2 separate regions of the Homo sapiens genome follow, and region 2 is linked to region 1. A link is a contact called in ENCODE Hi-C or POLR2A ChIA-PET data. All regions are on one chromosome and are shown on one strand. Each heading gives the region's core, a stretch centred on a gene start or an enhancer-like site at or near the end of the contact. The rest is flanking DNA. Distances are from core to core; before and after follow the strand shown. Region 1 has its middle 98 kb from the start of LINC01847. Region 2 has its middle 54 kb from the start of LINC01845.

Region 1 (3,024 bases), core at 322-2,821:
AGCTCATTGAAGGCCACTTCGCCCATACCCCAGACCCTAGAAGAAGCTTACTGCATTAGCCCTAGTCTTGCAAATGGCTCTCTGGCCTTTCAAGAGGATCCGTGAAGGGCCTGGGTGAGGCGCTATGGCATCCATGCCTCTTCCTAGTTGTTCTCCTTTCCTCTTCTGCAGAAACTCTATCAACCAGGGACAGCCTGAATGCCTCCTTCACCAGGAAGCTCTCCCTGATCTTCCTTTCCCACCAGTAGGGCATTCATTCTGCCGGCTTTGTTACCAATAGAACTGATTTCCCTCTGTCCTTGTAAATGCAGCTGGCTATTGTCTGAGCTGTTAGCTCGTTTGCCCTCTGGCTAAGTCGCTAGCCCTCAAACAGGTGCCTGGGGTGAACCCGCTCCCAGCTTCCTGTTTTCCACTTTTCCTCCTTTGCCCCCATTGCTGCAGGTATACTGAATGCTTTTCAGTTTTTCAAACCCGTCATGATCTCTGGCACTTCTGGGGTTAGGCACATGCTGTTCTCTCTGAGTGAAACTCTCTTCCCGAACCTCCTCTCCATATGCTTAACTTCCAATTAGCTTCCCAGCCTTGGCTTCAAAGTTACTGCCACCTGGAAACCTTCTTTGATTGCCTAGGTTAGGCTGGGTGCTCCTTCGCTGTATTGCGTGTGCCTCCAGCCCCCTAATGTAGCGTTTCTCACACCTTGTTTACCCGTCTTCCCTGCTAGAACGTGCGCTCCATGAGAGCTGGGACAGGTCAGTGTTACCTCGCTCACCTGGCACATGGTAGGTGCTTACTAACTACTTGGTGAATGCACAAAAAATAAATTAAGGCTGCCTTAGTCACCTTTGTAACCCTCTGTCTCCTCTGCCATTGTTCTCTGCACACAGCAGAGCTCGAAAATATTTGTCGGGTGGAAGGGGATGGAATTGAGTCCCCCCAGGTAAATGCTTCTGGACATATCTCAGAAAGAGTGCTATACGGTGAGCTCCTCGCAGCGGGACCACTCTTGTCCATCTCTGTAGCACCAGCACAGGCCTGGGCACACGGCAGGGATTCCACAGTGCTGCCACATTACTATTTTATTGGGTATACTGAGAGCTCTGCCACCGCTGGCAAGCCCCTTTCTCTCTCTGGCCTTAGTATCCCCATTGTAAAGCAGGGATAATCACGTGACCTGCCTTCAGGGCTGTTTTGAGGGTTAAGTGAATTATGACCTTAGCACATGTAGTAGAGCGATGAGTATGAGCTATTGCTCTCCCCTTTGTCACCTGCCACATCACATCTGTTTTTTTTTTTTCTTCCGGGCAAGGGCTGGCTTTGAGCGCCAAGCTGTGGAACCCAGGCCGGTAGCAGCCGAGGCGCAGGCCCCAGGTCTCTCCGGTTCCCGCCCGACCCCGCGCCACGGTCCTCGCCGTTTTGCTTTCGAGACACACCTGGCTGCTGCCGCGCGCCCCGGGCGCAGCCGCCCTTGGCCTGGCGCCCCCGCCTTTTTGCGGCCGGCGCTCGTGGAAGTTTCCGCGGCCGGTGGTGAGTCACTGCCCTTTTTTTAGCAGCCGCGGTGGATGTGCATCATAATTCACCCAGGCTCCCGAGAGCCCGGCTGCTGCCGCCGCCGCCGCCGCAGACGTCAATGCAGACGAGCCCGGCGCTCGGCCCGGTGCGAGGGAGGAGACCCAGGTCCGCGCCGCTAGGCCGCTGCCCCGCTGAACAGCCGCGCGACGCCCTCCCCGCGAGCTAGGGGCGGAGGGCGCTGCGGAGCGCGCCCAGGAAGCTCACCCCTCGGGGGCGCCTTGGAGCCGAGGAAGGGCAGGCTGTGAAGACAGAGCGGGAGAAAAGCCAGGAAGCAGGCATCTGGGCGTCCGTCCACCCCTCATTCAGTCACCTGCTCTACCGTTAGCCATTCAGGCTCTCACACTAAGTCACTTAAGACCCCTCTCTTTCATCCATCCACCCACCCACCCATCCACCCGTTCGATCATTCATCCACCCGTCCACTCTTCTGCCAACCACCTACCGGCCTTCCTATTCAGGCATTTGACATACTAAGTTACTTAAGGTCCCCTCTATCCACCTGTCCATAGCACACATTTATTTACATCCCATCTCTCTACCTGTCTCAGTTCATCTATCCATCCATTCATCTATCCATCCATCCATCCATCCACCCACACCCTCACTCGTTTAAATTAGTATCTGTTATGCTGGATACTGGGAACACACAGATAATTAGGGCAGCATCTCAACCTGACTCTCTCAGAATTAAAGAAATAGGAGCGATAGAATTCTATTACAGTAGGATAAGAACTGTAGTAATAGTAATTAGAGTAATATAAAATAGTAATAATGTAGGCTAATGATAGTAACCCTATTACAGTAGGATAATAATAGTAATAGTAGCAGCTAATATTTATTGAGCATTTATTGCTAAGCAGTGTCCTTAGCTTTCCATATGTATATCTCATTGGAGACTTACACCAGCCCTGGGAGGTAGGTGCCATTATTATACCCAATTTTCAGGTGAAAGAAACAGAGGCTCACAGAAGTTGGAAAAGTCCAGTGCTTACATAGCTATTAAATGACCAAAATGGTTAGAAGCCAGTGCTTCTTGCTAATGTCCTGGCTGGCATTTGTTACCTGTAGAGGTTAGCATGTTAAAAGGAGTTCAGTTGGATCAGTTATGCCATCTCTCTGAGCCTTGCTTTTCTGTAAAAATAGGGACACCATTTAGGGATAAATGTGTACTGTATATTAGGCCTTGCATCCATTTGCAAGGACTGAAGTGTCTGAAAAACTTATTACCCACCAAGATTAGAGAATAAGAATAGGGTATGGAGAAAATGAGATGTGCCTATTATTATTATTATTATTGTTATTATTTTAATTTTATTATTACTATACTTTTAGGGTACATGTGCACAATGTGCAGGTTAGTTACATATGTATACATGTGCCATGCTGGTGTGCTGCACCCATTAACTCGTCATTTAGCATTAGGTATATCTCCTAATGCTATCCCTCCCCCCTCCC
Region 2 (3,024 bases), core at 238-2,737, 360 kb after region 1:
CTATAGATAAATTATAAGAAATGGGATTTCTTTTATAATTTTGTGCATTTGCCATTTGCTTTTTTTTTTTTTTTTTTGAGGCAGTTTCTCACTCTGTTGCCGAGGCTGGAGTGCAGTGGATCAATCATAGGTCATTGCAGGCTCAAACTCCTGGATTCAATCAATCCTCCCACCTCAGCCTCCCAAAAGTACCAGGACTATAGGCATGAGCCACCACACCTAGATTTGTGCATTTGCATTTTTGTTATATGTTGTCAAATTGCCCTCTACAGAGATTATACCAGTTTACTCACCACAATCAAAGTTTAAGTGCGTCTTTCCCTCAGCCGCTTCTATACACTGTTATCAAATCTTGGGTATGGACCGATTTGGCAGATTTTTGAAATGCTATCTCAATGTGAAGGGGGTTTTTTTAGTGAATTTTTTTTTTTTTTTTTTTTTTTAGAGACGGAGTCTCACTGTGTTACCCAGGCTGGCCTCTAACTCCTGGGTTCAAGCCGCCCTCCCACCTCAGCCTCCTAAGTAGCTAGGGCTACAGGAATGCACCACTGCACCCAGCTTCAATGTGGTTTGAATTTTTATTACTCTTTTTTTAATGAATCTTTTCTGATGGTTAATAGCCATTTGTATTTTTTTCTCCGTAAATTAATACTTTAAGCTCTTTCTCATATACGTAAATTTTTAAAACATGCATACTGATTGTTTATAGCCATGAACATGCATAATGAAGGGTGGGAGAGAAACTCTAACCTCAATTGAGAGGCTGCTGCTGGCAAGGATGGCAGGCGGGTGGGACAGGGCAGACAGCAGAGACACAAAGGGATTATCGATGAGGGGGTAACATTTTATTTCTTTAAAAAAAAAGCACATGAAGCAAGAAAGAAAATTGAAAAAAAAAAAAAGGAAGCAAGGGAGGGAAAGAGAAGACAAGCTTTAAAATCAGTAAAGCTGGGCTTGAATCTCAGCCACAACACATGCTCTGTGGCCTTTCAAAGCTCTCATAACCTCTCTCATTCTCAATTTCCGCATCTCTAGGATGTAGAGAATTTAATGACTAAAGATAATCCATGTAAAACCATGATTAGCACATCATTGTTGCTAAACAGTCATATTACATTGTTAATTTGATTATTATTCAAATGTATATGATGCCTCAAGCCAAGAGAAAGGGTCTGGTGGCTTTTCCTGGCTCAACTACCTTTTTCCTGTTAGGTTTCCCCAGGGGGTAGCCTCTTGTTGGTGACATCATGCCAGCGGTTTCACCCTCTCTTGACTATTTTCCAAATGTCCTCCCCAGAGCTGCCCCTGTTGGTGTAACTGGCGTGACTGAGAGAAGCAAGGATGTGCTTGGGGTAGGGCTGGGAGGGGGAGTTTCCTCTGTGTCGCAACCACTGTTTCCAAAAGCTGTGACCTCTGTTAGCTGTGAGATTTTGTCTTCCTGTTGTGGCAACATCTGTAGAACCACATCCATGGTTTACCTGCAGCCTAAAACGCCCTGGCCTCGGAGGAAGCTAACACCTCTTTCTCCTTAGTTTGCATTACCTCAACAAGCAGTAGGCTGCCCCACCACACCCACCACACCCCAAAGCTTCTTGATGCCTTGTTTTTCCAAAGCCTCAGAGACACAGAAAAGTTATTCCTTTGCTGTAAACTCCTTTTATCAGAACAGAAATGATTAGAGCAATGAATTTGGTACACACCTTTTTCCCATCTTTGAATTATTTTCTGAGTTGAAATGGTTTCTATTCTTTTTCATTATTTTGATCCTAAAACATCAGAACACTAGAAAGGAGAGAAGAGACAAAGGAAGAAAAAGAAAAAAAGAGGATTGCCGAGGCAGAAAGAAGAAAAAAAATAGGGTTGAAACAGATGGTGTCCTGCCAGAGTCACCTCTTAGGCCCTGGAGACAAGCTCCAGAAATAATCTAAAGGCCTACGTTGGACACCAGGTCCTTCCTTAGTGGCTGAACCTTTGCTCTCAGAGACCAAATAGCTCTTGTATAGCTAATGCCCAGCTATAAGTGAGAGAATGCTGGGTGAGCTTAAAGGAACACCCCTTCTAATAACATCTGGAAGCTTCACCAAACCAGCAAAGACAATGTCCTTCAATTATAATTGCAGCGATGAACCAATAACCCATCAACCAAATCATGAACATCATGGAGAAAGGAATTACTGTTTTTCACAGAGGTGAAGATCGCTTTATCTTTGGCAGAACTGATCTGAAGGGAAATTGTAAGAGACATGAAATTTAACTTTCCTGGCATTTGTGAATATTTCTTCTTTTAATAACCTGGATTCCATGAAACCAGGAACCTCTTTCTGTAGCATCCCTTGCAGGCCTGCCATCACATTTACTGCCAGTGCCTCACCTCTCTTGCCTTCATCCAAATTTCCCTTTCATTGGCCTAGTTTTCTGGAGCTCTTTGCTGGGAGACAGACAACTGCCTGTTCTGAGAAACCATTCCATTCTAAAGTGATAATGGATGCTGCAATAGGTAGAATAATAACCCCTCCAAATATATCCATGACCTAATCCCCAGAATCTTTGAATATGTTACGACATAGCAAAGGGGACTGTGCAAATGAGATTAAGGTTAAGTACTCTGAGATTATCCCGCATTACCCAGGACAGCCTAATCCAACCACGAGTCCTTAAAAACGGGGTCAGTTTCCTTAAAAATGAGTCAGAGAGGTGAGAGGAAAGAAGAGTTTCTGACTTTGAAGATGGCAGAATTGGGCGTGAGTCAAGGAATTCGGGTGGCCTCTAGAAGCTGGGAATGTCCCTCAGTGATAGCCAGCAAGGAAACAACATCTCAGTCCTACAACCAGAGGAAATGAATTTTGCCAGCGACCTGAATGCGCAAGGAAAGAGATCCTCCCCTAGAGCTTTCAGAAGGCACATACCCCTGCTGACACCTTGATTTTAGCCCAGTGAGACCATGTCAGACCCACAGAACTGTAAGAGAATAACTTTGCATTGTTTAAACTACAATACTTGTGGAAATCTGGGGTGTTTTTTTTT

Evidence for each region. A loop is a pair of places that touch in the nucleus more often than their neighbours do. ChIA-PET counts read pairs that join two places held with the same protein, here RNA polymerase II (POLR2A). Pooled maps may share reads with other maps.
Region 2: a map of natural killer cell shows a loop between it and region 1 (17-fold over the local background). The contact joins two enhancer-like sites. A Hi-C loop is called at or near these places in 2 of 168 maps with a recorded cell type or tissue (naive thymus-derived CD4-positive, alpha-beta T cell and natural killer cell) and 10 of 50 pooled maps. POLR2A ChIA-PET finds 5 or more read pairs at or near these places in 1 of 52 experiments (activated CD4-positive, alpha-beta memory T cell).

Annotation. Positions count from the first base shown.
Region 1 is chr5:159,772,003-159,775,026 of GRCh38, reverse strand. No RefSeq gene overlaps it. Among named protein-coding and RNA genes, the nearest start is that of LINC01847, 98 kb to the left of the region's middle. RefSeq lists enhancers at 40-547, 1,225-1,314, 963-1,475, 1,425-1,554, 1,476-1,990 and a silencer at 1,725-1,774. Within about 2 kb of position 1,571, at least 20 of the 41 ENCODE cell types and tissues checked have a DNase peak (open chromatin) inside an H3K27ac peak, as active enhancers do.
Region 2 is chr5:159,410,859-159,413,882 of GRCh38, reverse strand. No RefSeq gene overlaps it. Among named protein-coding and RNA genes, the nearest start is that of LINC01845, 54 kb to the left of the region's middle. Within about 2 kb of position 1,487, at least 2 of the 41 ENCODE cell types and tissues checked have a DNase peak (open chromatin) inside an H3K27ac peak, as active enhancers do.